Regions from separate parts of the Homo sapiens genome. Here region 1 is linked to region 2. Evidence: read pairs that join two places in POLR2A ChIA-PET (ENCODE). Cell type or tissue: B cell. All regions are shown on one strand. Links, peaks and the distances in the headings refer to the core of each region. The heading gives the core; the rest is flanking DNA.

The links. Peaks named below come from ENCODE experiments on the same cell type or tissue, not always from the same donor. Only the 100,000 strongest peaks of a DNase experiment are listed, where the experiment ranks them.
Region 1: POLR2A ChIA-PET joins it to region 2 with 6 read pairs; 2 of 35 experiments call an interaction of 5 or more read pairs at or near these places.

The regions. Positions count from the first base shown.
Region 1 is chr11:14,465,507-14,481,153 of GRCh38, reverse strand. It overlaps COPB1 (coat protein complex I subunit beta 1), which reads left to right. Exons shown (of 22, transcript NM_001144061.2): 9 at 57-164; 10 at 249-395; 11 at 1,440-1,585; 12 at 4,139-4,235; 13 at 5,209-5,369; 14 at 6,539-6,659; 15 at 11,591-11,818; 16 at 12,294-12,473; 17 at 14,728-14,872. It also overlaps the pseudogene RNU7-49P. Among named protein-coding and RNA genes, the nearest start is that of COPB1, 26 kb to the left of the region's middle. In B cell, for the core only: no CTCF peak of the experiment used is centred there; no DNase peak of the experiment used is centred there.
Region 2 is chr11:14,585,165-14,600,811 of GRCh38, reverse strand. It overlaps a transcript of PSMA1 not described here. Among named protein-coding and RNA genes, the nearest start is that of PDE3B, 51 kb to the left of the region's middle. In B cell, for the core only: no CTCF peak of the experiment used is centred there; a DNase peak (open chromatin) is centred at 6,841.

The DNA of each region.
Region 1 (15,647 bases), core at 3,974-8,973, 120 kb after region 2:
TTTTTCCTGTGACCAGAAAGATTGGTGTTAATTCTTGATTTTTTCTTCTTTTTTAGGATCTGGTTATGGATATCCTAAGAGTATTGAGCACACCAGACTTAGAAGTACGAAAGAAAACTCTGCAGTTAGCACTGGATCTTGTCTCTTCTAGAAATGTTGAAGAGGTAAAAGGAAACTCTGACAGCACTTTGTAGCTATCAGGCCCAAATATGATGTAACTCTCACTTATTTTTACTTCATTCTATAAGCTGGTTATTGTCCTGAAGAAGGAAGTGATAAAAACAAATAATGTGTCTGAGCATGAAGATACTGACAAATACAGACAACTCCTAGTGCGAACATTGCATTCCTGTTCTGTCCGATTTCCAGATATGGCTGCAAATGTTATTCCTGTGGTATGTAATTCTGATGACTTTAATTTTGAAATTATCTAAAAGAATTTTTTAAAAAATATAGTTATTTGACAAACTCCAGAAATCTCAGCTGCCTAGAACCATTAAATCTCATGGTGAGAAGTGATCTTTATATCTACCTCTACCTTTAAACTCAGAAGGGTGAGGACTGACTTCTTTCACTTATATATTCATCAAAAAAACAAAAACAGTGACCAAAAAAAAGCTTTGCATATTATTTTAATTGATGATACAGTTACCTAAAGTAAAATTATGCTGTGTATATATATTATTCAGTAAGGCAAATAGGTATTTATTTTAAATAGCTTTAGCTCTTAAAGGAATCAGTTATAGGAAAAATTCACATATGTAGAATATTTTGCTGTCACTGTCAGATAAGTGAGGTATGTTATTATAATTTGATTTTTGCCTTTGAGCTCTTGAGTTCTCTCTAAAATGATTTTAGTTACAATTTAGGAGGATCGAATTCATTTATTTATTTGGAGTTTTGGATCTCTAGCTTATCTTTTATAGTGAATTTTAAAATAAATTTTGCTGCACATAAAATGGAAAAGCCATTGTGACTTTGTTTACATAATAGTACTTGTCTCTCAATTTACATTTTGTTGTGTATTTGAAAATTATTAAGAATTACAAGGGTCAGGCATGGCACTTCATGTCTGTAATTCGAGCACTTTGGGAGGGCTAGGCAAGAGGATTACTTGAGGCCAGGGATTCAAGACCAGCCAGGGCAATATAGGGAGACCCTGTCTCTACAAAAAAATTAATATTAGCTAGGCATAGTGTCATGCCTGAAGTCCTAGCTCCTGGGGAGGCTGAGGCTGCCAGAGGATCACTTGAGCCCAAGAGTTCAAGGCTGCAGTGAGCTATGATTGTGCCACTATTCTCTAGCCTGGGCAGCAAAGCAAGACCCTGTCTCTTAGAAAACAAAAAAAGAATTACATTCTTTTAATTTATTTCTTGTCCTAGATAATTTTCTTTTCGAAAATTGTTAGTTCCATTTTCTTTTTTTTTTTTTTCTTTTAGTTAATGGAATTTCTCAGTGACAACAACGAAGCAGCAGCTGCTGATGTCTTGGAGTTTGTTCGTGAAGCCATTCAGCGCTTTGATAACCTGAGAATGCTTATTGTTGAGAAGATGCTTGAAGTCTTTCATGCTATTAAATCTGTCAAGTAGGTTTAAAATACATTTAAATGTAAGGTCAAGTAAGCATTTTATCAGTTTTTATCTTTAAAGGGTCAGTTGATAGAAAATAGAATGGAGAGGACAATCAAGCCAAAATAAGACAAGTTTGTACAACAAGCATCTCGCTAACTCCACTCTCATTTAGTCTATAATAAATGGCCCAAAATAATTTTTTTAGGAGTGATTTAGCTCAGGGTCTCTATTCTGATTTTCTCTAAAACATTGTGAATCTTAAAGTAACTAAAGAGCATATTTTTAAATGGCATCACTTTTTGGCTATTACTATTATTTATATCTTCCTTTCACATTTAATGAAGAGAAAGATTGAAAATGCAACCTAAATCTGTCTTTCCCTTCAGAGAGCCTTTGCTAATGAGAAAGGACTGTTGCATCTAAATTTTGCTTCATTTAAAGCATCTGATGGATAGTCTCTAACAGACTTGAAATATGTCTCAGGAAGGAAGGGACAAGTACAAAATTGTTTTTATGATATGAAAATATATTAATATTTATGGAAGTGAGCAGAGCAGGATTTGCTTCCTTTGTGAGAAGAAAATCATATTAAGGATTTGCTTTTTTTTTTTTTTTTTTTTTTTTTGTGAGAGGGCTTTCCGGCAAAAACCAGAAAGCCTGCTAAACAAATTTTAAAAGAGCTATGACATTAAGAATTTGTTTTTGACAGCCATAATCTCTTAGAGCTTTGGTTTCTATAATTAAGTTTTTCTGAATAAATTTAATTAAAATCTTAGGGGAAAGATGACTAAGGACTTTATTCAGTTTAACATTTTAAACTAAAGAATTGTTGGCTGGGTATGGTGGCTCACACTTGTATTCCCAGCACTTTGGGAGGCCAAGGCAGGAGAATTGCTGGATGTCAGGAGTTGGAGACCAGCCTGGGCAACATGGTGAGACTTTGTCTCTATTTATTTTTTTAATCTAAATGAATGAATGAATGGTTGCTTTCTTTACTATTATTTTTTTACTGATCCCTTGTACTTCTTCTGTATCCATTGTTCAGTTCAACACCTTGCCTCTTCAGTGACTGAAAATAAAAAGTGAATTACTTTTTACATTAAAATAATACATTCCTGATTTTTTGTTTTTGTTTTTGTTTTGTTTTTACTTTATTTATTTATTTTTTTAAGAGAGATGAGGGCCTTGCTTTGTTGCCCAGGCTGGTCTCGAACTCCTGGACTAAAGCAATCCTCCCACCTCATCCTCCCCAGATGCTGAGATTACAGGTGTGAGCCACAGTGTCTGGCCATAAAATAATACATTTCTTAGAGTAGTAAGAGATTAAGCCAAATTTGCCTTCACTGTGTCCTAAATGGACACTTTACTGGGAAACATTTTGGTATTTTATTTTTACTGCTAGGTTTACCAGTTTTAGAATGTTCCTAATAATAAGAACAGTTATTTTACTTTTAATCTTTGTGATTTCTGGAGAGAACTGAAACCTAGGTTTTGTTAGATTCTTTCTGAAATATTTATCTAAAATACTTTAGAACTGCAGAATCTTGTTGGTTTTTGTTTTTTGTTTTTTTGTTATTGAGACAGAAGCTTGCTCTGTCACCCAGGCTGGAGTGCAGTGGCGCTATCTCAGGGCATTGCAACCTCCGCCTCCTGGATTCAGGCAGTTCTTTTTTTTTTTTTTTTTTTGAGATGGAGTCTTGCTCTGTCTCACAGGCTAGAGTGCAGTGGCGCGATCTCGGCTCACTGCAACCGCCGCCTCTCATGTTCAAGCGATTCTCCAGCCTCAGCCTCCCAAGTATCTGGACTACAGGTGCGTGCCACTGCATCCAGCAAATTTTTTTTGTATTTTCAGTAGAGACGAGGTTTCACCATGTTTGTGAGGCTGGTCTTGAACTCCCAACCTCAGGTGATCCGCCCGCCTCAGCCTCTCAAAGTGCTGGGATTACAGGCGTGAGCCACTGTGCCCGGCCTCAAGGAGCTCTTATGCCTCAGTTTCCTCAATAGCTGGGATTACAGATGTGCATCACCATGCCTGGCTGATTTTTGTATTTTTAGTAGAGATGGGGTTTCACCATGTTGCCCAGGCTGGTTTTGAGCTCCTGGGCTCAAGTGATCCGCTGGCCTCAGCCTCCGAATGTGCTAGGATTACAGGCGTGAGCCACCGTGCCTGGCCCTTGTTTTTTTTTTTTTTTTGAGACGGAGTCTCGCTCTGTCACCCAGCCTGGAGTGCAGTGGCGCGATCTTGGCTCACTGCAAGCTCCGCTTCCCGAGAATGGGTTCCCGCCATTCTCCTGCCTCAGCCTCCCGGGTAGCTGGGACTACAGGCGCCCGCCACCATGCCCGGCTAATTTTTTTGTATTTTTAGTAGAGACGTGATTTCACCATGTTAGCCAGGATGGTCTCGATCTCCTGACCTCGTGATCCGCCCGCCTCGGCCTCCCAAAGTGCTGGGATTACAGGCGTGAGTGCCTGGCCCTTGTTTTTATTTGAGCTTAAATTAACAAAGAAAGATCTCTGCTTCAAGATTTGTCTGCCAAGTTCATGTTTCAGATCTTGTATTGTGCTAGGATTTACCGAGGAGCATTATGGATCCTGGGAGAATACTGTAGTACCAAGGAAGACATTCAGAGTGTGATGACTGAGATCCGCAGGTCCCTTGGAGAGGTATGTTTTACTTTAGTAAATGTTAGTTTATATGGTAATTTTTCCTTTAGGAAAATCTGACTTTTTATAGTGATTTGCTTACATTATTTACACTTCTGAGTTAGATTTTGTTTGAACAAAATGTTCTGTGTTTATTAAAAAAAAAAAAAAAAAAAAGAAGCAGTAGCTTGTAAAATTCTGCTTTAGCCTGTATTCTGAAGGAAGAATGCCTTAGAGTAAGTCTGACTTCAGAATATTTATGCAGTAAAACTGACAGTATTCTTCATCCTAACAACCTTATGGTAGAATAGAAAGAACAGTGGACTAATTATCAGGAGACCTGACAATTAGTTCTAGTCATTGTTGTGTCGACAGTTAGCTGGAGGACCTTGAATATAAGTTCCTCAACCTAACTTGACATCAGTGTTTTTCACCTATAAAATAAATTAAAATAGGTAATGATTAAATACTCTTAGTGCTCTTATATTAGGTAATGGACTGGTATTGAGTAATAAATACATAATAGCCATTCAGTTAATTTAAAAGTTAGTTGATGAGGTTATTATGTACAAATAAGTCGGATTTATTTCATTTTAGAAGGATGAGTACTGTTTTGGTTAAAATTTCAAGGAAAGGAATGAAGAAGAGGAATACGACTTAATGACCATCTGCTTTGTGTTAGACACTGTCCAATGCATTTTTCTATTAGGTAAAATGTGTAGAAAGAATTAAGATTTCCACTTAGCAGATTAAGAAACTGAGGTCCAAAGTAGTAAGTGGCAGAGTGAGAATTCAAACCCTGGAATATCCATCTCTGAAGCCCCTATTCTACCTACTACATTATCCTGGGAAGGAAATAAATTGAAAGCAGAGTTCCCAGTTCCAAAAATCCCATTAGGGTAATGCCTTTTTTAGAGAAACAATCAAATATTTAAAGATAATTTTGCTTGCTGTTGATACTATTACTAAAATGATGTTTCCAATTGACTTTTAGATCCCAATTGTAGAGTCAGAAATAAAGAAAGAAGCTGGTGAATTAAAACCTGAAGAAGAAATAACTGTAGGGCCAGTTCAGAAATTGGTTACTGAAATGGGTACCTATGCAACTCAGAGTGCCCTTAGCAGTTCTAGACCCACCAAGAAAGAGGAAGACAGGTAATTTATGGCACATATACCCTGCCAGCTGTACTACTTTTATTATTACTCTTGTATGTAAGACAGTCAAATGATTTCTTTCCTCTTGCTTTTGCAACCAAAATGAAAATCTTTGCCATTTAAGGTACTTGAGAAGCGGAGGATGTTTAAGTTCTTCCCCCTAGGAATTGTATTGATGGTTTTAATTCTCTGTCCCTTCCAGTGTTTTTATGGAAATAACTGTTCTGTTTAAACTCAAATTATTTTTACTCAGAAAATGCTAAGTGGGGGTAACTGAAGATATTTGAGTTTTGTTGTTTATTAGCATCTGAAAACATTTTGAAGATTTTTCAATTTCTAAATGATGGAATAAAATTGTGCATTTTTCTATTAAGTAAATTTTAATGGTGAAGATGGTGAAATCTTTGCCTAAAATTTTACTGAATACCCACTAAGTGCTAGGCATTGTGCTAAGTAGTTTGTCTCATATAGTCTTGACAATAAGCCTTTGAGATAGAATATATTATCTCCATTTTATGGAAGAAGAATTTGAGGCTTACCCAGTAAATAAACAGGTAAGCTGGAATTCGGAGGTACTTCATTAGCTGCAATTACGTATGCCCCTAATTAAATATTGTATCTTTCCATATTCTGATGGCTTTTGTGTCATTCAAAGATAAGTTTTCTTTTTTTTTTTTTTTTTTTTTTTTTTGACACAGAGTCTTGCTCTGTCGGCCACGCTAGAGTGCAGTGGCGCGATCATGGCTCACTGCAACCTGTCTCCTGGGCTCAAGCAGTTCTCCTGCCTCAATCTCCTGAGTAGCTGGGATTACAGGTTTGTGCCACCATGCCCAGCTAATTTTTGTATTTTTAGTAGAGACGGGGTTTCACCATGTTGGCCAGGCTGTCCTCGAACTCCTGACCTCAGGTAATCCGCCCGCCTTGGCCTCCCAAAGTGCTGGGATTACAGGTGTGAGCCACTGCACCTGGCCAAAGATAAGTTTTAAAGTCATGTATTATTTTTCTTTTTCCTTCTTTCTTCTGGGAGCTAAGGAGTTAGTTAGCTAAGGTATCCTTATCACTGAAGGATGGTAATAAGAGTGTTTAATAGGCCTATATCATTCATTTATACAGAAGCTGCATGCTGCTTAGCAAGTTGGTGGGTTTGATTTTCCTTGGTTGCTTTGCAGACCTCCCTTGAGAGGATTCCTTCTGGATGGAGATTTCTTTGTTGCTGCCTCCCTTGCCACAACTCTGACCAAGATTGCATTGCGCTATGTAGCTTTGGTTCAGGAGAAGAAAAAGCAAAATGTAAGTTCATTTATTTTACATTTAACCAACAATTAAACATTGAGTGCCTACTATATGCATTGAACAGTGAGGGACTCAAAAATTAATGCTAAGTTTCTGTCATGAAAGAGTTTATGATTTAATAGCAGAAGTGGACACAGTAATATATTACTCTAAAATTGATAAAGTATCTTCCTCTTCTGTTTGGGCTTTAAAAAAATGAAAATTGACAAAGTAATACAATAACAATGTCATGTGATTATTCCAGTGGAAGAGAAAGGATTTATGAAGTCACCTCAGTTTGCTGGGATTAGTTCAGGACCAGTGAAGGAAATGTCCTTCTCTCCAGCATCTGCATCCATTCGGTCATTGTCTGTTTTATCCCAGAATGTCTCTTAAGTTATTCTCATCTGTAGTTCATGCCTGCTTTGTAGCTTCTGACCGTTCTAACCAAACACCCATTTACAATGGTATGCAGTTGGTCCTCCATATTCACAGCTTCTGCACCTGCAGATTCAACCAACTATGGATTGAAAATATCTTTTTTAAAAAATGATAAACAGTAAAAAATAATAGAAAGTTGAAAACAATGCAGTGTAACAATTATTTACATAGCATTTACAGGCATACTTCATTTTATTGTACTTTGCACATATTGCTTTTTTTTTTTTTTTTAAACAAATGAAGGTTTGTGGGAACCCTGAGTTGAGCAAGTCTGTTAGCATCATTTTTCCAAATAAGCATATGCTCACTTCATATCTCTGTGTTACATTTTGGTAATTCTCACAATATTTCAAACTTTTTCATTATTATTACATCTGTTATGGTGATCTGTTATCAGTGATCTTTAATGTTACTATCATAGTTGTTTTGGGATGCCAGGAACCATTCCCATATAAAATAGTAAACGTAATCAATAATTGTTGTGTGTGTTCCGGCTGTTACCCCGTCTCTTTCCTCCTTGGGCCTCCCTATTCTATTCCCTGAGATACCACAATATTGAAATTAGGCCGGTTAATAATCCTACAGTGGCTTCTAAGTGAAGGGAAGAGTCACATGTCTTTCACTTTAAATCAAAAGTGAGAAATAATTAAACTTAGTAAGGAATGCATGTCAAAAGCTGAGCTAAGCCAAAAGCTAGGCTGCTTTTGCCAAGTAGGTAGCCAAGTTATGCATGCAAAGGAAATGCTCTTAAAGGAAATTAAAAGTGCTACTCCAGTAAACACATGAATGATAAGAAAGTGAAACATTTGGCAGGCGTGGTGACTCACACCAGCACTTTGGGAGGCCCGAGACAGGCGGATCACGAGGTCAGGAGTTCGAGACCAGCCTGGCCAACATGGTGAAACCCTGTCTCTACTAAAAATACAAAAATTAGCCAGGTGTGGTGGCAGGCGCCTGTACTCCCAGCTACTTGGGAGGCTGAGGCAGGAGAATTGTTTGAACATGGGAGGCAGAGGTTGCAGTGAGCTGACATCACACCACTGCACTCCAGCCTGGGAGACAGAACAAGACTCCGTCTCGAGGAAAAAAAAGAAGAAGAAAGAAAGCGAAATAGCTTTATTGCTGATAGAAAGTTTGAGTGGTCTGGATAGAAGATAAAACCAGCCACAAGATTCCCTTAAGCCAAAAGCCTAATCCAGACTAAGACCTTAACTCTCTTCAATTCCATGAAGGCTGAGAGAGGTTAGGAAGCTTCAGAAGAAGAGTTTGAAGCTAGCAGAGGTTGATTCATGAGGTTTAAGGAAATAAGCCCGTCTTCATAATGTAAAAGTTTGACATGAAGTAGCAAGTCCTAATGGAGAAGCTGTGGCAAGTTATCTGGAAGATCTAGCCAAGATCATTGGTGAAGGTGACCACACTAAACAACAGATTTTCAGTGTAGACTAAACAACCTTATATTGGAAGAAGATGCCATCTAGGACTTTGGTAGCTAGAGAGAAGTCGGTGCCTGGCTTCAAAGCTTCAAAGGATAGGCTGACTCTTTTGGTAAGGGCTAATACAACCAGTAACTTAAGTTGAAGCCATTGCTCATTTCCCATTTTGAAAATCCTAGGGCTCTTAAGAATTGTGCTTAATCAACTCTGTCTGTGCTCTGTCAGTGGAACAACAAAGCCTGGATGTCAGCACATCCTCTTTACGGGATGGCTTACTAAGTATTTTAAGCTCACCATTGAGACCTACTGCTCAGAAATAAAAGACTCCTTTTAAAATATTACTGTTCATTGACAATTTAGCTGGTCACCCAAGAGCTCTGATGGAGATGTAGAAAGAAATGAATGTTTTCATGCCTGCTAAGACAACATCCATTATGCTGCCACTGATCAAGTAGTTTCAACTCTTATTATTTAAGAAACAGAATCCATAGAACATTTGTGGTAGTAGCGCAGAGTTGGTTACAATGTCCTACCACAGCAATTTCTGACATTCAAATTGGGCCTGTAGCAATGGGACTCCTTTTGATTCCTTCAGCTTTCGTATTATGTTGGTTATCTATACAGCAGGTTTCTAAATTGAAACACTTTCACTCACATCACTCATATTTCCTTCGTTTTTGGAGACTAACAGCTTGATCTAAAAAAAAATTTTTTTTTAGACGGAGTCTCACTCTTCTTGCCCAGGCCGGAGTGCCATGGCATGATCTCAGCTCACTGCAACCTCCGCCTCCTGGGTTTAAGCAATTCTCCTGGCTCAGCCTCCCGAGTAGCTGGGGCTACAGGCGCCTGCCACCACGCCTGTCTAATTTTTTTTGTATTTTTAGTAGAGACTGGGGTTTCACCATGTTGACCAGGCTGGTCTCGAACTGCTGACCTCAGGTGATCCGCCCACCTCGGCCTCCCAAAGTGCTGGGATTACAGGCATGAGCCACCGTGCCTGGCCAGGTTCTTTTTGTTTTTGTTTTAATTCCATTATAAGAAAAGCCATAAATGAGAGCCAGATAATTTACAAGGTATATTATCCCTTAATTGATTTGATTTTTGAGCAATAATTTATTTTGTAACTCTTTTGTGGGCATTTATTTATTCAGGTCTGGTCACAGTATAATCTTTAAAGTATGTTTTTTAAAAGTCTCCAACATTTTTTTATCTCAGAGTTGAATTTGCTTTCCTCTCCTGGTTGCATCACTTCTGGAAGTTGGGAGTGTTTACTGATACCTGCTTAAAAGAGCCAGTTTCTTGTAACATACCGAGTTAATAATGTTTGCACTGTTTGGTACAAGAAGGAAGTTTGGTTGCTTATAATCTCACTGGCACTCCTTCATTTATGCCATTTCCAACACTCTTCATTTCTTTGTGTAGGACTAAGTTTCTGGTATCATACATCTTTTGCCTAAAGAATTTGCTTTAACTTTTCTTATAGTGCAGATTTGTTGGCAACAGATTGTTCCAGTTTTTGTCTGGAAAAAGCCTATTTTTTTGTACACTTTAGAAAGTTACCTTTGTGGGTATAGGATTCTAAGTCTTCTGTTTTTTTTTCCCAGTAGTGTAAAAGTAAAGCTCCATTGTCTTCTGGCTTTTTGGTGAGAAGTCTACTGTCATTCTTATCTCCCTGGGTGTAGAGAGAGAGAGAGTGTGTGTGTGTGTGTGTGTGTGTGTGTGTGTGTGTGTGTGTGTGTATTTCTTCCACTGGTTTTAGATTTTCTCCTTTTCACTTGGTTTCAGTAATTTGATTAGGATATGCCTTAGTGTGGTTTTCTTCATGTTTGCTGTACTTGTGGTTCATTGAGCTTGTTGGGTTTGCAGGTTTATATCTCCATCAGTTTGGGAAATTTTCAGTCATTTCCTCGGATTTTTTTTTCTGTCCCCTCCTCTCTTTCCTCTCCTTTTGGAGACAGTATCCAAACTTGGGGGACATATACTTACTCTTCTGCTGGTTTTTCCCAGGCCTCCAGTAGTTTTTCATGCATGTGTGCAGATCAGTACTCAGCCAAAGGCAATTTGGCAAGGGCTTAGAGCATATGTGTCAGGATAATGCTACATGAGACTAAAAAAGTAAGTTGCAATCACTTGTGGAAGACTTTGAATAGCGAGCTAAGTAATACGGACTTCAGTATGAAGGCTGACATTCATTAAAGGTATTTACATAGGGAATGAAATGATTGGTGCAGTATAAAGATTAAGATAGCAGCATCAGGTGATCACGCTTAGCAGCACAATAATTGGACAGCCTAACTTTAGGTACCTTGTGATGCAGTACAGGGTGAAATACAAAACATCACCTATCTGGTATTCTAATCAAAAGTGTGGGATATTCTATAAAACAACTGGCCTCAGTTCTTTAAAAAAGTTAGTGCGATTAAAAACAAAACGGCAGAGAACTGGTCTAGATTAAGAGGGATAAAATGCATGAAGCTGATCCTGGATTTAAAAAATAAAACAAAAACATTTTAAGACAATTTAGGGAGATTTATTTGAATTCAGAGTATAGAAGCTGTATTTTGGAATTGTTGAATTTTTCAGATGAGAAAATGAAATTGTGGTTTGTAGGAAACTGTTCTGACTCTTAGGAGATGAATGCTGAAGCATTTATGAGGTGAAGACTTTTTCACATGTCAGCCAAAAAAAATAAGTGTACATATACAGAATAGGTAAGCAAATGTGGCAAAATGTTAACAATTGGTAAAGTATATCATTCTTTTAACTTTTCTGTAGTTGGGATTAAAAAGGACAGCATCAGCATATGAAGTGGTTACAGAGAAGGACTGGAGCAAGGGAAAACAGTTAAAAAGCCTCTGCTGTCTCTAATTGAGGATTAATGCAGGTCTTAGAGAGTGGCAGTTAAGAGTAGAAAGGAAGGAGAAGAATGCAAAAACAGATATGGACATAAAATCCAAAGAATTTGAAATCTTATTCAGGTGAAGTGAAAATTTAGATTGTGAGTTATAATGAAGTGACATGATTGCAATCTGAGAATCAAGACAATATCAGTAACCGATTTCTTTACTTTCTTAGTCTTTTGTTGCTGAGGCTATGTTGCTCATGGCTACTATCCTGCATTTGGGAAAATCCTCTCTTCCTAAGAAGCCAATTACTGATGATGATGTGGATCGAATTTCCCTGTGCCTCAAGGTCTTGTCTGAATGTTCACCTTTAATGAATGACATTTTCAATAAGGAATGCAGACAGTCCCTTTCTCACATGTTATCTGCTAAACTAGAAGAAGAGAAATTATCCCAAAAGGTAAGGTATATATGATGAGGCAACAAAAGTGTTTTGTGTCTCTTCGTGCAGTGGCTCACGCCTGTAATCCCAGCACTTTGGGAGGCTGAGGCAGGAGGACTCCTTGGGGCCAGGTGTTTGAGACCAGTGTGGGCTACATAGCAAGCCCCTGTCTCAACAAAAAAAATGAGAAAATTAGCCAGGCATGGTGGTATGTGCCTGTCATTCCAGCTACTTGGAAGGCTGAGGATGAAGGATCGTTTGAATCTAAGAGTTCGAGGCTGCAGTGAGCTGTGATCATACCACTGCACTCCGCCTGGGCAACAGAGTAACAGCCTGTCTCAGGAAGAAAAAAAAGAAAAGAAAAGTGCTTTGTGGGTTTTCTTGTTGTTTTGTTGATTTTTCAGTTTTCATATGTGAGGGCTGTCTCTGTCAAAAGCCTCTAAAAAACTATCTTTTCATATTAAAGAGAGACTTTGTTATATTCTCAACACAGAAAGAATCTGAAAAGAGGAATGTGACAGTACAGCCTGATGACCCCATTTCCTTCATGCAACTAACTGCTAAGAATGAAATGAACTGCAAGGAAGATCAGTTTCAGCTGAGTTTACTGGCAGCAATGGGTAACACACAGAGGAAAGAGGCAGCAGATCCCCTAGCATCTAAACTTAACAAGGTAACAAAATGTCTGATAGACTCTAAATTATTTAAATCGACTCCTTAAGGAAGTTGTTAGTGCTGCTATTTTTAAAAGAAAGATAACTATTTTGTCAAGTCACTGTGATAGGTCCATTAAACCTCAGTTGAAACTCAGAAGCTGATGAAGTACCTTACTACTATATGTGATAGTACTGTAAGTCCATCAGATGGTTTAACTCGATCCAGTTGTGTCTGGAATCATAGACCAATAAATAGAAGTTGAGGGAAGGGGATCCTTAAAGGTTAGCTGAGGTTTTTAAAGGGAAGCTGAACAGGCAACAGCCCTGGCCTCTTCCCACACCTTGACCTCACCTTCTCTTATTCTCTGCTACTTTAAACAGAGCAGTTCTACTTTTATATTCTTAATATATCGAGTTCCATATAGAATTTTATTAGGAAAATGATTCTACTCTCTTAAATATATAAATTTAAGAATCAGTGATCCCTCATCTATTAGACTGAATGAACAGTCTTACATTACTTTTGTTTAAGATAAGGTCAGTAGCAGAATTGGAATTACTAAAACAATTTCCCTCCCTTAAAATTGGGAATTGATATCAATAATATTACATTTATAAAATTTTTTTAGTTTTTTTGAATTATAGTTAAAGTTGCAAAAGATTTGCCATTTTAACCCATTTGTAAGTGTACAGTTCTGTGGCATTAATTAAATTCATATTGTTATGCAGCCATCTCCAGGACTGTTTTCATCTTGCAAAGCTGAAACTATGTCCATTAAACAATAACTCGTCATTCCTACTTCCCCTCAACCTCTACTTACCCCTAGCCACCATTCTACTTTGTGTCTCTGTGATTTTGACTATTTTAAGTACCTCACAGAAGTGGAACAATACAGTATTTTTCCTTTTGTGACTGGCATATTTCACTCAGTATAATGTCTTCAAGATTCATTCATGTCATAGCATGTATCAGAATTTCCTGCCTTATTAAGGCTGAATAATATTACATTGTAAGTATATGCCACATTTTGTTTATCCATATATCCATCCCTGGATATGTGCATTGCTTCTGCCTTTTGGTTACTGTGAAGAATGCTGCTGTTAACACAGATGTACAAATATCTGTTCAAGTCCCTGCTTTTAGTTCTTTTGGGTATATATCTAGAAGCAGAATTGCTGGATCATATGATAATTGTACTTTTAATTTTTTGAGGAACCTCCATTGTGTTTTTCATGGTAGCTACACTATTTTACATTCTTACCAGCAGTGCACAAGAGTTCCAATTTCTCCATATCCTTGCCAACACTTGTTTTGTTTTTTTTTGATGATAGCCATCTTAATGGGTATGTGAAGTGGTATCTCATTGTGGTTTTGATTTGCATTTTCCTAATGATTAGTGATGATGAGTGTCTTTTCACGTGCTTATTGGCCATTTGTATATTTTCTTTGGAGAAATGTTTGTTCAAGTCCTGTGCCTATTTTTAAATTGGGTTGTTGGTTTTTTTTGTTTGAATTTTAGGAGTTATTAATATTCTGGATACTAACCCCCTTATCAGATACATGATTTGCAAATATTTTCTTCCATTCTGTGAGTTGCCTTTTCATTCTGTTGATAATATTTGATGCATAAAAGTGTTTAATTTTGATGTTTAATCTATTTTTTCTTTTATTGCCTATGCTTTTGGTGACAATATTAGCTTTTTAAAGTACAGTGCTTTCAGTGTGTTTAAATTTGGAGTGGGAGGGCATTTGTAATTTTATTTTTGTGGCATTACAATCATTTCTTACTATATAATCTGTTTAGTGCCTCAGTTTGTGGAGCAAGGGCTACCACATGATTTGGATTTTATTTGGATCCTGAGTTTCATAGATCAAGTAGTGAGTTTAGATACTTACTGAGGGATTTAAATGAAAGTGTATCCAAATTTATTTAGTTGGCAAAATTGGGATAATGTTTAATGTATTTGCTAAATATATTTAACATTTTTCTACTACTGAACTTATAAGCTCAAAAATCAACATGTATAATACCTTATACTGAGTTATTGAGCTTAAAAACAAATAGATGTCTTAAACTCTAGGACCTGTTATTTCTTAATATTCTGGTTTCAATTTCCATTTCTGCATTATAAAACAATTTTATTTTACCTATCTCAAAATGACTTCTAAGCAACTCTGTTAATAACCTACCAGACTTAATCATTTGGCCAGGGTATGTTTGGTGAAATTGCATCTGTCATTTGATTATGTCTTTGTTTTTGTTTTGACAGGTCACCCAATTGACAGGTTTCTCAGATCCTGTATATGCAGAAGCTTACGTTCATGTCAACCAATATGATATTGTCCTGGATGTACTTGTTGTGAACCAAACCAGTGATACTTTGCAGAATTGCACATTAGAACTAGCTACACTAGGTGAGGAAACTTACCATTCAGGAAAGAGATTGTCACATAGTAGATCTTTATGACAGATTAAGGGAGGTGCACAGGTTTCAGTATAAAAATTCTCTTGAACCTTTTCTGACATTTTGAATCAAGGCTTAGTTTTTCATTTATCATTTAGTTTCCTTAAACTCCAGTTTTCTGAACCTCTGTCATACTGAATTTTTATGCTCTTGGCACATTCAGGTGGATTCATTTAATAAGCTTAATCTAGCAAATGTCAGTATTTCTAGTTATAATACGAGCTGTTTAAGTCGCAGATTGACCAGGTAGCTCACTTAGTTAATTTCTAATTGCCTCATTACAGAACTAAGTATTTTCTGAATGCATAACTGTTAGATACCACATGTGACCAAAGTAATAAATCATATTACATTTAGCAATATGAGATGCATTTTTTTTTCTTAGTAAAGACACATGGGTCAGACTGCTTACTTCCACATCTGGTTTTGAAGTTGGAAAATATAAATTGTATATGGGAACAGTGCAGTACCCCCATCAGATTTCATATGGCTTATGCAAGTGTTAAGGAACTTCAAGATATCAAGGGGAAAACATACTTTTGCCCTGTTGTCCTCAGCATAGCTTGATGGCTGTATAAAAAACCATGTTTCTTAAGCATTTACAAGTCTTTATGCAGATTGTTTTATCTTTCTTCATAATGAAGTATATAGTTTAAGACTTAAGCTTTTTGAGAAGTTTGCATTCATTCATTGAAATAAAATGACCCCAATCTCTACAAAAAATC
Region 2 (15,647 bases), core at 4,178-9,177:
GGTGATTTCTGCATTTCCAACTGAGGTACCTGGTGCATCTCACTGGGACTGGTTGAACAGTGGGTGCAGCCCACAGAGGGCGAGCAGAAACAGGGTGGGGCATAACCTCACCTGGGAAGCACAAGGGGTCAGGGGATTTCCCTTTCCTAGCCAAGGGAAGCCATGACAGACTACCTGGGAAAATGGGACACTCCCGCTCAAATACAGTGCTGTTCCCAAGGTCTTAGCAACCAGCAGACAAGGTGATTCTCTTCCGTGCCTGGCTCGGCGGCTCCCACACCCACAGAGCCTTGCTCACTGCTAGCTCAGCAGTCTGAGATTGATCTGCGAGACAGCAGCCTGGCTCGGGGAGGGGCATCCACCATTGCTGAGGCTTGAGTAGGTAAAAAAGCGGTGGGAAACTCGAACTGAGCGGAGCCCACAACAGCTTAACAAGGCCTACTGCCTCTAGACTTCACCTCTGTGGGCAGGGCATAGCTGAACATAAGGCAACGGACAACTTCTGCAGACTTAAACGTCCCTGTCTCATAGCTCTGAAGAGAGCAGTGGTTCTCCCAGCATAGCGTTTGAGCTCTGAGAACGGACAGACTGCCTCCTCAAGTGGATCCCTAACCTCCGTGTAACCTAACTGGGAGACACCTCCCAGTAGTGGCCAACAGACACCTCATATAGGTGGCTGCCTCTCTGGGACGAAGCTTCCAGAGGAAGGACCAGACAGCAATGTATGCTGTTCTGCAGCCTCTGCTGGTGACACCCAGGCAAATAGGGTCTGGAGTGGAACTCCAGCAAACTCCAACAGACCTGCAGCTGAGGGACTTGACTGTTAGGAGGAAAACTAACAAACAGAAAGGAATAGTATCAACATCAACAAAAAGGTCATCTACACCAAAACCCCATCTGTAGGTCACCAACATCAAAGACCAAAGGTAGATAAAACCACAAAGATGGGGAGAAACCAGAGCAGAAAAGCTGAAAATTCTAAAACTCACAGTGCCTTTTCTCCTCCAAAGGAACACAGCTCCTAGCCAGCAACGGAACAAAGCTGGGCAGAGAATGACTTTGATGAGTGGACAGAAGTAGGCTTCAGAAGGTCGGTAATAACAGACTTCTCCGAGGTAAAGGAGGATGTTCAAACCCATCTCGAGGAAGCTAAAAACCTTGAAAAAAGATTAGACAAATGGCTAACTAGAATAAACAGCAGAGAGAAGACCTTAAATGACCTGATGGAGCTGAAAACCATGGTACGAGAACTTCGTGATGCATGCACAAGCTTCAATAGCCAATGTGATCAAGTGGAAGAAAGGGTATCAGTTACTGAAGATCAAATTAATGAAATAAAGTGAGAAAACAAGATTAGAGAAAAAAGAGTAAAAAGAAATGAACAAAGCCTCCAAGAAATATGGGACTATGTGAAAAGACCACATCTATGTCTGATTGGTGTACTTGAAAGTGACGGGGAGAATGGAGCCAAGTTGGAAAACACTCTTCAGGATATTATCCAGGAGAACTTCCCCAACCTAGCAAGGCAGGCCAACATTCAAATTCAGGAAATACAGAAACCACTATAAAGATACTCCTCAAGAAGAGCAACTCCAAGGCACATAATTGTCAGATTCACCAAAGTTGAAATGAAGGAAAAAATGTTAAGTGCAGCCAGAGAGAAAGGTTGGGTTACCCACAAAGGGAAGCCCATCAGACTAACAGCGGATCTCTCAGCAGAAACTCTAAAAGCCAGAAGAGAATGGGGGCCAATATTCAACATTCTTAAAGAAAAGAATTTTCAACCCAGAATTTCATATCCAGCCAAACTAAGCTTCATAAGTGAAGGAGAAATAAGATCCTTTACAGAAAAATGCTGAGAGATTTTGTCACCACTGAGCCTGCCTTACAAGAGCTCCTGAAGGAAGCACTAAACATGGAAAGGAACAACCGGTACCAGCCACTGCAAAAACATGCCAAATTGTGAAGATCATCAATGCTAGGAATAAACTGCATCAAATAATGAGCAAAATAACCAGCTAACATCATAATGACAGGATGAAATTCACACATAACATATTAACCTTAAATGTAAATGGGCTAAATGCTCCAATTAAAAGACACATACTGGCAAACTAGATAAAGAGTCAAGACCCATCAGTGTGCTGTATTCAGGAGACCCATCTTATGTGCAGAGACATACGTAGGCTCAAAATAAGGGAAGGAGGAAGATCTACCAAGCAAATGGAAAAAAAAAAGCAGGGGTTGCAATCCTAGTCTCTGATAAAACAGACTTTAAACCATCAAAGATCAAAAGAGACAAAGAAGGCCATTAAATAATGGTAAAGGGATTAATTCAACAAGAAGAGCTAACTGTCCTAAATATATATGCAACCAATACAGGAGCACCCAAATTCATAAAGCAAGTCCTTAGAGACCTACAAAGAGACTTAGACTCCCACACAATAATAATGGGAGACAAACACCCCACTGTCAACATTAGACAGATCAACAAAACAGAAAGTTAACAAGCATATCCAGAAATTGAACTCAGCTCTGCACCAAGCGGACCTTATAGTCATCTACCGAACTCTCCACCCCAAATCAACAGAATATACATTCTTCTCAGCATCAATCACACTTATTCCAAAATTGACCACATATTTGGAAGTAAAGCACTCCTCAGCAAATGTAAAAGAACAGAAATTATAACAAACTGTCTCTCAGACCACAGTGCAATCAAATTAGAACTCAGGACTAAGAAAATGACTAAAAACCACACAACTACATGGAAACTGAACAACTTGCTCCTGAGTGACTACTGGGTAAATAACGAAATGAAGGCAAAAATAAAGATGTTTTTTGAAACCAGTGAGAACAAAGACACAACATACCAGAATCTCTGGGACACACTCAAAGCAGTGTGTAGAGGGAAATATATAGCACTAAATGCCCACAAGAGACAGCAGGAGATATCTAAAAACAACACCCTAACATCACAATTAAAAGAACTAGAGAAGCAAGAGCAAACACATTCAAAAGCTAGCAGAAGGCAAGAAATAACTAAGATCAGAGCAGAACTGAAAGAGATAGAGACACAAAAAAACCTTCAAAAAGTCAATGAATCTAGGGGCTGGTTTTTTGAAAAAGATCAACAAAATAGATAGGATAGACCGCTAGCAAGACTAATAAAGAAGAAAAGAGAAGAATCAAATAGATGCAATAAAAAATGATAAAGGGGATATCACCACCAATCCCACAGAAATACAAACTACCATCAGAGAATGCTATAAACACCTCTACGCAAATAAACTAGAAAATCTAGAAGAATTGGATAAATTCCTGGACACATACACCCTCCCAAGACTAAACCAGGAAGAAGTTGAATCTCTGAATAGACCAATAACAGGCTCTGAAATTGAGGCAATAATTAATAGCCTACCAACCAAAAAAAGTCCAGGACCAGATGGATTCACAACCGAATTCTACCAGAGGTACAAGGAAGAGCTGGTACCATTCCTTTTGAAACTATTCCAATCAATAGAAAAAGAGGGAATCCTCCCTAATTCATTTTATGAGGCCAACATCATCTTGATACCAAAGCGTGGCACAGACACAACAAAAAAAGTAATTTTAGACCAATATCCCTGATGAACATCAATGCAAAAATCTTCAATAAAATACTGGCAAACCGAATCCAGCAGCACATCAAAAGGCTTATCCACCATGATCAAGTTGGCTTCATCCCTGGGATGCAAGGCTGGTTCAATATACGCAAATCAATAAACGTACTCCATCACATAAACAGAACCAAGGAGAAAAACCACGTGATTATCTCAATAGATGCAGAAAAGGCCTTCGACAAAATTCAACAGCCCTTCATGCTAAAAACTTTCAATAAACTAGGTATTGATGGAACGTATTTCAAAATAATAAGAGCTATTTATGACAAACCCATAACCAATATCATACTGAATGGGCAAAAACTGGAAGCATTCCCTTTGAAAACTGGCACAAGACAGGGATGCCCTCTCTCACCACTCCTATTCAACATAGCGTTGGAAGTTCTGGCCAGGGCAATCAGTCAAGGGAAAGAAATAAAGGGTATTCAATTAGGAAATGAGGAAGTCAAATTGTACCTGTTTGCAGATGACATGATTGTATATTTAGAAAACCCCATCGTCTCAGCCCAAAATCTCCTTAAGCTGATAAGCAACTTCAGCAAAGTCTCAGGATACAAAATCAATGTGCAAACATCACAAGCATTCCTATACACCATTAAAAGACAAACAGAGAGCCAAATCATGAGTGAACTCCCATTCACAATTGCTACAAAGAGAATAAAATACCTAGCAATCCAACTTACAAGGGACGTGAAGGACCTCTTCAAGGAGAACTACAAACCACTGCTCAAGGAAATAAAAGAGGACACAAGCAAATGGAAGAATATTCCATGTTCATGGATAGGAAGACTCAATATCATGAAAATGGCCATAATGCCCAAAGTAATTTATAGATTCAATGCCATCTCCATCAAGCTACCAATGACGTTCTTCACAGAATTGGAAAAAATTACTTTAAAGTTCATATGGAACCAAAAAAGAGCTCTTATTGCCAAGACAATCCTAAGCCAAAAGAACAAAGCTGGAGGCATCACACTACCTGACTTCAAACTATACTACAAGCCAACAGTAACCAAAACAGCATGGTACTGGTACCAAAACAGAGACATAGACCAATGGAACAGAACAGAGGCTTCAGAAATAATACCACACATCTACAACCATCTGATCTTTGACAAACCTGACAAAAACAAGCAATAGGGAAAGGATTTCTCTATTTCATAAATGGTGCTGGGAAAACTGGCTAGCCATATATAGAAAGCTGAAACTGGATCCCTCCCTTACACCTTATACAAAAATTAATTCAAGATGGATTAAAGACTTAACTGTTAGACCTAAAACCATAAAAACCCTAGAAGAAAACCTAGGCAATACCATTCAGGACATAGGCATGGGCAAGGACTTCATGACTAAAACACCAAAAGCAATGGCAGCAAAAGCCAAAATTGACAAATGAGATCTAATTAAACTCAAGAGCTTCTGCACAGCAAAAGAAACTACCATCAGAGTAACAGTCAACCTACAGAATGGGAGAAAATTTTTACAATCTACCTATCTGACAAAGGGCTAATATCCAGAATCTACAAAGAACTCAAACAAATTTACAAGAAAAAAACATCAAAAAGTGGGTAAAGGATATGAACAGACACTTCTGCAAAGAAGACATCTATGCAGCCAACAGACACATGAAAAAATGCTCATCATCACTGGTCATCAGAGAAATGCAAATCAAAACCACAATGAGATACCATCTCATGCTAGTTAGTATGGCAGTCATTAAAAAGTCAGGAAACAGCAGATGCTGGAGAGGATGTGGAGAAATAATGCTTTTACACCGTTGGTGGGAGTGTAAATTAGTTCAACCATTGTAGAAGACAGTGTGGTGATTCCTCAAGGATCTAGAACTAGAATTACCATTTGACCCAGCAATCCCATTACTGGGTATATACCTCAAGGATTGTAAATAATGCTACTGTAAAGACACATGCACACGTATGTTTATTGTGGCACTATTCACAATAGCAAAGACTTGGAACCAACCCAAATGTCCATCAATGATAGACTGGATTAAGAAAATGTGGCACATATACACCATGGAATACTATGCAGCCATAAAAAAGGATGAGTTCATGTCCTTTGCAGGGACGTGAATGAAGCTGGAAACCATTCTCAGCAAACTGTCATAAGGATAGAAAATCAAACAGTGCGTGTTCTCACCCATAGGTGGGAATTGAACAATGAGATCACTTGGACACAGGGTGGGGAACATCACACATTGGGGCCTGTTGGGGGTTGGGGGCTGGGGGAGGGATAGCATTAGGAGAATTACCTAATGTAAATGATGAGTTGATGAGTGCAGCAAACCAACATGGCACATGTATACCTATGTATCAAACCTGCACGTTGTGAACATGTACCCTAGAAATTAAAGTATAATAAAAAAAAGAAACGTTATGCATTTTTTCAACCCATAAGTAGACCCATATAAGTTACCTTTAACTGTAATATGAATGATAACTAGAAGCTAACATTGTGCTATGGAAAAATAATTCCAAGTAAGTTAAAATGTTGTATTATGGTCAATATATGTGGTAAATCTCTTATTTAAAACACAAGGAAAGACATCTACAATTTTGATTAACAGAAAATCAGATATTCTCATCCCCATTAAATCAATATTGAACACTTATTTACTGAATATTGGGTTAAAGGAGTACGAAATGTTTTTTTGCATGGGAACCTACATGTCTTGGTCTAGACATGATGGAAATGTAAAGCTGAACCCCCCCCTTCCCTGTGCCAACAATTTATCAAGCTTATTAGTATCTTTTACTGCAGAGATGTAGATCTCTCTATTTGGACTTCCCACTGTTGTAGTGCTCCTTCCAAATGCTCACACTCTGACCTGTGTGAACATATGGAGGGGATATGAGGGGTTCTATTTCCTAACTATATCAGTTGAGATGCTTTGGTCACCAGTAACAGAAAAACTTAAGAAAATTGCTTTAATAATAAGAAACATTTATTACTTCACATAAGAAGAAGTCCAGATGAGAATGTAGGTTGGCCAAGGAATGTCATCATGAATCAGGTTCTTTCCATTCTTCAGCTCTGCCATTCTCATTATTAACATTAGCTTTGTCCAACATCTCTTCCTATGTGCCTCTTTTCCATGAAGAGGTAAACCTTTCCTAGAAGTCCCCAGGCAGACTTGCCTTTATGTCTCACTGACCACAACTGCGTAAGGCAACCTATTCATTCCTACAGCATTTACTGGTGAGGGGAGCAATTGGCTTAGGGAAGCACAGGCTAAGGGCCTGAGGGTGAATTACAAGGCAAGATACAGTGTTCTGTTAGAAAAGAGGAAGAAAGAGAATGAATTTTGAGTAAACAACACCAATGTCTACTCACCCACTGGAGATTTACATGCCAAAATTAACTTTCTGCTGCCTTACCCAGGACCACATACTGAATAGTCACAGATTTTGCTGAAAGAAAGCCGATCTTTGTGCCTTTCTCTTATTAGGACCACACATTAGGGCTGGCGCTCTCTCTCTCTCTCTCTCTCTCTCTCTCTCTCTCTCTCTCTCTCTCTCATTTTTCCTCCTCTATTACTTTCTTTGACAGTAACCCCGGAATGTCTTTGCTTTTCCATTCAGCAGACCTCTCTTCCTTCTTCCCACCATGGCTCTTAGGCATGTTAGGTGACATGCCTTGAATTACAATGAAGTTATGTTAGACCTGTAAAGAAAGCTCTAACAACTTCCAAGTCAAAAGGGCTAGAACCTTATGGAAGCATTTTCAAAAGTATATCCATAAAATTCTAGGAACTTCCCACAAAGAAGAAGCTTCTGTGGTCAGGTAAATTTGGGCAGCGTTGTAGATGCTTTCCTTCTCTTGCAGATTGTAGATATACAAGGCTCTCAGAAGTCTTCAGTTACGTAAACTAACTCAGAATGAGTCCTGGAATCAAAATGCCTGTGTTCAAATCTGGGCTCTGCCACTTTCTAGCTATGTAAGCTCTTTAAAGCTCTGTTTTCTCATTTGAGATAAGGGAATTCTATGGTACTATTTAATTGGGGTTGCTATGAGAAGTGGGTGAGATAATTCATCTGAGGCTTTCAACACAGTGTTTTGTACATTCACTCATTTAACAATTATTGTGTCAAGGGCCCAGGTCTCAAGGAGCCTACATTCTAATGGAGGAGGGAGGAGGAAGACAATAAGCAAGTAAATAAATAGAATAATTTCAGATAATGACAAGTAATATGAGAAAAGTAAAACATAATGATATTATAAAGCACAACTAGGATGAGAAGGGCTGTTTTAGATAGGAGGATTAGGAAAGGCATTTCTGAGGAAGGCATTTTATCTGAGACCTGAGATATGAGGAGACTGGAATTATTTATCCATTTATTCAGTCATTCATTCAAAAAATGTTTATTGAGTACTTACTGTATACCACAAATTGTTTTAGGCACCAGGGATAAAGCAAGAAACAAAATTCTACAAGAATATCTGCCCTGGCCGGGCACAGTGACTCATGCCTGTAATCCCAGCACTTTGGGAGGCCCAGGCGGGCGGATCACAAGGTCAGGAGGTTGAGACCATCCTGGCTAACACGGTGAAACCCCGTCTCTACTAAAAATACAAAAAATTAGCAGGGTGTGGTGGCGGGCGCCTGTAGTCCCAGCTACTTGGGACGCTGAGGCAGGAGAATGGCGTGAAACCAGGAGGTGGAGCTTGCAGTGAGCAGAGATTGCACCACTGCACTCCAGCCTGGGGAGCAAAGCGAGACTCCATCTAAAAAAAAAATATATATATATATATATAGAGAGAGAGAGAGAGAGAGAGACTGTGTCAGAGTTGAGACGGGGTCGATGAGGCTGACCCCAGCGGGTAGAAGGGACGAGGAGGAGCGAGCAGCGGAAGGTCCTGGTGTGTCCGGAATTGGTGGGTTCTTGGTCTCACTGACTTCAAGAATGAAGCCGCGGACCCTCGCGGTGAGTGTTACAGCTGTTAAGGTGGCGCGTCTGGAGTTTGTTCCTTCTGATGTTCAGATGATGTGTTCAGAGTTTCTTCCTTGTGGCGGGTTCGTGGTCTCACTGGCTCAGGAGTGAAGCTGCAGACCTTCGCAGTGAGTGTTACAGCTCTTAAGGCAGCATGTCTGGAGTTGTTCCTTCCTCCCGGTGGGCTCATGGTCTCGCTGGGCTCAGGAGTGAAGCTGCAGATCTTCGCAGTGAGTGTTACAGCTCATAAAAGCAGCGTGGACCTAAAGAGTGAGCAGTAGCAAGATTTATTGCAAAGACCAAAAGAACAAACCTTCCACAGTGTGGAAGGGGACCCGAGCGGGTTGCCACTGCTGGCTGGGGCAGCCTGCTTTTATTCTCTTATCTGGCCCCACCCACATCCTGCTGATTGGTAGAGCCAAGTGGCCTGTTTTAACAGGGCGCTGATTGGTGCCTTTACAATCCCTGAGCTAGATACAAAGGTTCTCCACCTCCCCATCAGATTAGTTAGATACAGAGTATGGACACACAGGTTCTCCGAGGCCCCAGAGCAGCTAGATACAGAGTGTCGATTGGTGCACTCACAAACCCTGAGCTAGACACAGGGTGCTGATTGGTATGTTTACAATCCCTGAGCTAGATATAAAGACTCTCCAAGGCCCCGCCAGACTCAGGAACCCAGCTGGCTTCACCCAGTGAATCCCACACTGGGGCTGCAGGTGGAACTGCCTGCCAGTCCCAGTGCCGTGCGCCCACACTCCTCAGCCCTTGGGTGGTCAATGGGACTGGGCGCCCTGGAGCAGGGGGCGGCACTCATCGGGGAGGCTCCAGCTGCCCAGGAACCCACAGAGTGGGTGGGAGGCTCAGGCATGGCGGGCTGCAGGTCCTGAGCCCTGCCCCTCGGGAAGCCAGCTAAGGTTGGGTGAGAAATTGAGCGTAGCGCCGGTGGGCTGGCACTGCTGGGGGACCCAGAGTACACCCTCTGCAGCCACTGGCCTGGGTGCCAAGTCCCTCACTGCCCAGGGCCGGCAGGGCCGGCCGGCTGCTCCGAGTGCAGGCCCACCAAGCCCATGCCCACCTGGAACTCCAGCTGGCCCGCAAGCGCTGCACGCAGCCCCGGTTCCCGCTCGCGCCTCTCCCTCCACTGCAAGCTGAGGGAGCCGGCTCTGGCCTTGCCCAGCCCAGAAAGGGGCTCCCACAGTGCAGTGGTGGGCTGAAGGGCTCCTCAAGTGCCGCTAAAGTGGGAGCCCAGGCAGAGGAGGCGCCTAGAGCGAGCGAGAACTGTGAGGACTGCCAGCACACTGTCACCTCTCACTGGGGTGTCCGCCATATAAAGTCGTTTGAGGTAACCATTGCCTAATTGTGAGTCTGTGAGAGAAGATGTGAAGTATGGCCTCGTCCCGGTCATCTGGGCGTGCGGGTCTCGGGTTTTGATCTTGCGTTTGTGTAGTTTTAACTTCTAGCCATGGCAAACGATCCCAGGGGAGCACAGACTGGACCCCGCTACGATCTCTCTTGGAGTGGATCAGACTGATGATCACCAACAACCAACTCATTCCCAGATAAGGAAGAAGAGAGTGTTACCCATTTCAATGTGGTTTCAACCCCACTTCTACATCTTAAAGACATTGTATTTTTTCAGCAGTGATGCCCCTGTTCATTAGTCCCACTGATGTTTTCATTCCTCATCTCATCTTTTTCTTAGCAGCATTCAATGAATCCTTCATTCTAGAAACACTCTGTTTTTTTGGTTTTCATGAGACCATTCTCACCTTGTTTTGTCCTGTGACTCTTTTGAAAACTAACAAACAAACAAAAAAAACCCTGTTTTTCTTTTTAAGTTCTGGTAAAAAACACAAAATGAAAATTTGCTATCTTAACCGTGTTGAATGTGCAGTTAGTAAAGTACATTCACATTGTGGTGCAAGCCATCACCACCATCCATCACTAGAACTCTTTTCATCTTGCAGATCTGAAACTCTACCCATTAAATAACTTCCCATCTTCCCATCCCCACAACTCCTAGCAACCAACATTCTACTTTCTCTATCAGTTTGACTACTCTAGGTACCTCATATGAGTAGAATCATACAGCATGTATCCTTCTCTGCCTGGCTTATTTCATTTGTATGATGTCCTCAAGGTTCATCCATGTTGTAGCATGCATCAGAACTTCCTCCCCTTTTAAAGCTGGATAATATTTCATAGTATGTTTAGACCACATTCTGTTTATCCATTCATCCATCAGTGAACACTTGTGCTCCTTCCAACTTTGGGCTGTTGGGTGTCCTGCTACTGTTGCTCCCAGTGCTCAATCTTGTTTACTCCCTCCTAATCGAGTGTACAGCGTTGGACACTGTGCAGGATGATGCCACTTCATCTTGGATGCTAATCTGCCATGTTGACTTCTGATTAACCCCAGGCCCAGGAATGCCTCAAGATTTCTACTTTATGTACTGTTGCTTGTGTAAGCCAAGACAACCTTGATGTTATCATAAACATGTACTTACCTAAGTGCTGTCCTTTGGCAAATTATGGGCTATGAGACACAGCATTCTTACCTTTCCCTGAGGGGTCAATTTCAGTGATCCTACACATTCCTTCTGAAGCACGTATGCTCTTTCTATACGGTGTGTAAGCTCTGGGTCTGGGGAGTAACAGTACAGAGATCTACCTGTCTTGTTGCCACATGTTTCTAAATTTTCCAGTAAGTCACCTTCTACTGACAAAGAAAAAAATATATATATATATAATACACACACACATATATATACACACATATATATACACATATATATATACACACACATATATATACACACACACACACACACATATATATATATATACACACACACATATATATATATATCTTCCCTAATGCACCTCAAATTCTACCATGGAAAAACAAAAAGGAAAAGGAAAATACATAGTATCCCAAGTGGTTAAGTGCTATGGGGAAAAAGAAAGTAGAAAAGGAGAAAGAATATTTAACTTCACATTTTTAAATAGGGATGCAGGGATTCCTCACAGAAAAGTTGACACATAAGCAAAGAAAGACCTGAAGGAGGTGAGGAAATAAGCCATGCAGAAATCTAGGAGAAGAGAATTCTAGGCAGAAACAGCAAGTGCAATGGCCCTGGGGCAAGAGCATGCTTGATTTATTCAAGAAAGAGTAAGAAGGGTGAATGCCTAAAGGAGGGTAAGTAAAAGGAAGGGTAGTAAGAAGTGAAGTGCCAGAAGATGTAAGGATAAGCAAAGGTCTGGAATAAAATTCCTCCAGGCAGATAGAACAGCAGCTGCAAAGGCCTTGAGTCAGAACCAGGGCGTGGTTGGCCTATTCAAGCAACAGAAAAATGGCTTATAGAGCTGGAGTAGACTGAGCAAGGGGAAGCATACAGATGAAGTCTGAGAACTTTCTGGGTCAGATCACATAAAGCCTTATTATAGGCCAGTATAAAGAATGTATATTTTTTCTAAATACATTAAAAAATAATTGGCTATAATTGCGATTATTGTGATTCATGAGACACTCGTATGCTAAACAGATGGAGAAATGCTGTTTCAAAGCCAATTTTAATGAACACTCTTGTCCATCCTTCCTATCAATCTATCCCCATGTGTTGTGGATTATGTCACAGTAGGACTATAGTAAGAACTTGATAATGGGTCTCCAAACTCTGTTTTTTCTTTCTTAAGTTACAGTTGGATTTCTGAGGTCACTCAGAAATCACTCCCCTTCTCAAAAATTTGCATTGTTTTTTTACTTGTAGGATCAAGTCCATACCCAGCAGCTATCAAGGATTTCAAGGTCTCTCCCTACATCTCCCTCCACCTACTCCTGTTAGAGGTGTTGAAATTGTGCTGTAAATGTACGTGCATGGTTATAGCTCCACCATTTAGTTCATGCCATTCCCTCAGCCCAAATTCTTCTTTCCCTCATTCTTTGCCTGTTGAAAGTTTTCTTTTCATTCAAAACCAGCAGAGCGCCTATTCCTTTCTGAAGTTTTTCCTGATATTCCCAGGCAGAGTCACTCACTCATTCCTTCAACCATGTACCTGTTGGTGTCACTTGTACCTCAGTTTGGTGTGTTTGTCAGATTGCATTTCTGCAGACTTAGTTGTTGTCACATCTCTTACTTTCATTAGATTGTAAGCACATTAAAGGCAAGGGCTGTATTTTCATCATATCTTCTAGAAGTACTACCTAACACAATTGCCAGTACAGAGTAGATGCTCAATAAGTTGCTGATTAAATTAAATTTCAGAGGAAGTAATGTGATAAACACCTTTAGGTAAAGCACTGAGACACAAAAAGAAGAAAATGGCTATGCTGTCAGGGAGTATATAAATCAATAATGGTAGCTTCCATTTATTGAGTCCTAACTATGGTATTGGCACTGTTCATATAGTATGCCATTTAACACTCATAGCAACCCAGTGAAGTAGGTGTTATAACCCCTAGTTTAAGAATGAAATTAAGTAACTTAAACAAGTTCATAGAATAAATAATAGGATTCAAACTTAGGTCCCTCCAGTTTCCAAGCCTGTGCTCTTTCACTATACATGATGTCAGCTGGGATCTAGCCAGGAAAAAAAAAGACAAAAAAAAAAAACAGGTCTTTCAGAGGAAGGGAAATTGTTTCAACAGAGGATTCATTATGCAGATGAATGGAGCAGTGAAGAAGTCGAAAAGGGAATGGTGAAGTAATTCACAGATTAGCAAAATTGGGAAGTTATTCTCCTTGTTGCAAGGGTGACACTGGGAGGAGCAGTTGTCACCAGAGCCCAGAAGCCTTGGCTGTCAGACAGAAGGAGCAAAAACCACCAGGAGAACTGCCTGAGTAGATCTGGGAGAAAGAAGGGAGAGGCTGTCCAGAGGGACACCGCCAGATTCCAAAGGACACAGGGAACAGAGTGAGAAATGGCCTGGCTTCTCTCTTCCCGTTTCCAGTCCTCCTGTGGTGCCTCTCATTGCTTTAACCTATCAAGAATGAAAGAACAAGACAGCCTGTGAGAGGCAGCAACAGAGAAGAGCAGGGAAAGGGTGGGAATGGATCTGAGACTAGTGTCAGCAAGCTACCTTTCTACCTGAAATGAAAAGAATATAAATTAAATAGCATTTAATTTGGGGCTATGATGAATGGCAAAGATATTAAGTAAATTCAAAAGAAAGAGATTGAGAGGCCGAGGCAGGCGGATCACGAGGTCAGGAGATCGAGACCATCCTGGCCAACATAGTGGAACCCTGTCTCTACTAAAAATACAAAAAATTTGCTCAGAATGGTGGCATGCACCTGTAATCCCAGCTACTAAGGAGGCTGAGGCAGGAGAATGGCTTGAATCTGGAAAGCAGAGGTTTCAGTGAGCCGAGATCGTGCCACTGCACTCCAGCCTGGTGACAGAGCAAGACTCCATCTAAAAAAAAAAGAAAGAAAGAAAGAAAGAGAGATTGATGATGGCTGCAGTAGCAAGGGAGAGATTCTTCGGTGGGGGAAAGTTATACCAATTCCTAAAAAAAGGTAGACTTTCTATGGGTGAAAAGAAGAGGGTAGGTAGGTATTCCACACAGAAAAAACTACCTAAGTATTTTCCCTTGGGCAAAGAATACTATTCATTCTTTTTAAATGTCTTTTTATTTGGGGATAAAATAGAATACCTATCATATATGTGTACAGTATAAAGAATAATGAAAAACAAACACCCACATGCATACTACCCTGGCTCAGGGAGTAACACATCATTTATCTGCATTTCCTTTTTTTTTTTGAGACAGAGTCTCACTTGGTCGCCCAGGCTGGAGTACAATGGCACGATCTCGGCTCACTGCAGCCTCTGCCTCCCGGGTTCAAGTGATTCTCCTGCCTTAGCCTCCCAAGTAGCTGGGATTACAGACATGCGCCACCATGCCCAGCTAATTTTTGTATTTTTAGTAGAGATGGTGTTTCACCATGTTGGCCAGGCTGCTCTCGAATTCCTGGCCTCAAGTAGTCCTCCAGCCTCGGCCTCCCAAAGTGCCAGGATTACCGGTGTGAGCCACCACACCTGGTCCAATTTACTTTTAAATGTATCAAAAAATAAGTGGATTAGTAGACAGAGGGATGTTAACAGATGGATAGATATGTGGTAATAAAATGTTACTAAATGGATAGGCATGAATAATAAAATGCTAATGGTAGAATCCAGGTGGCAAGATTGTAAATTTTTTCAACTGTCTTGTCTGTTTGAAAATTTTCTCAATAAAATACTGAGAAGAGAAATCCCATGCCTGAAAGATTCTAATTTAATTGGTTGTATTTGGGTCTGGACACCAGATTTTTTTTTTCTGACCACTGCAATGAAGTCTTGCAGTGGAGGGAAGAGATTGGGCTCAGCACCCCAAAACTGTTCAAGAGCTCTCTGGATAGATTCCAATGTGCAGCCAGGTTTCAGGGCTACTGCACTGCAATATGCCATGGGATCACAGAGCTAGCATGAGCAGAACAGAGAATGGGATAAGTAGGAGGGGCGAATAAAAGAGGGGCAAATTTCTGTCTGCCTATCAGAGATGAGGCCTCCAGGCTAGACTTTTATGTGCTTTCTGTGTCGGAATGGGTGGATCAACTGCATGTGAAAGAGGCAAGAGAGGTTTAGCAATTCAGCAGGGGTTACTGAGAACATAGGCTTAGCTAGGGTTCTCTGAAGTTCTTAAAAGGGGACTCAAAAGTTTATATTTAATGTAAACTTTTAATTTGGCAATGACTCATCCTTCACAATGTTTCCTATAGCTTTAAATAAGGTCATCTATTCATTCAGAATAATACTTTTAGCATGTTATCTCCCTTGAGAAGTATAACATCCACTTTCAACATATATATAGAGAGAGATGCATTTCTATGTTTTATTTTTTTAATTCATTTTTATGGAGATGAAGAAAGAGACCTGTTCAGAAAGAAGGGAAGCAGAAAGAAAATGTTATACCTTTGGCAGCCTTGGACTCCTGGGTCAGCAGAAAAGGAACAAGAGAAAGCTAGGCCTGGATAGTATAGGAACAAGC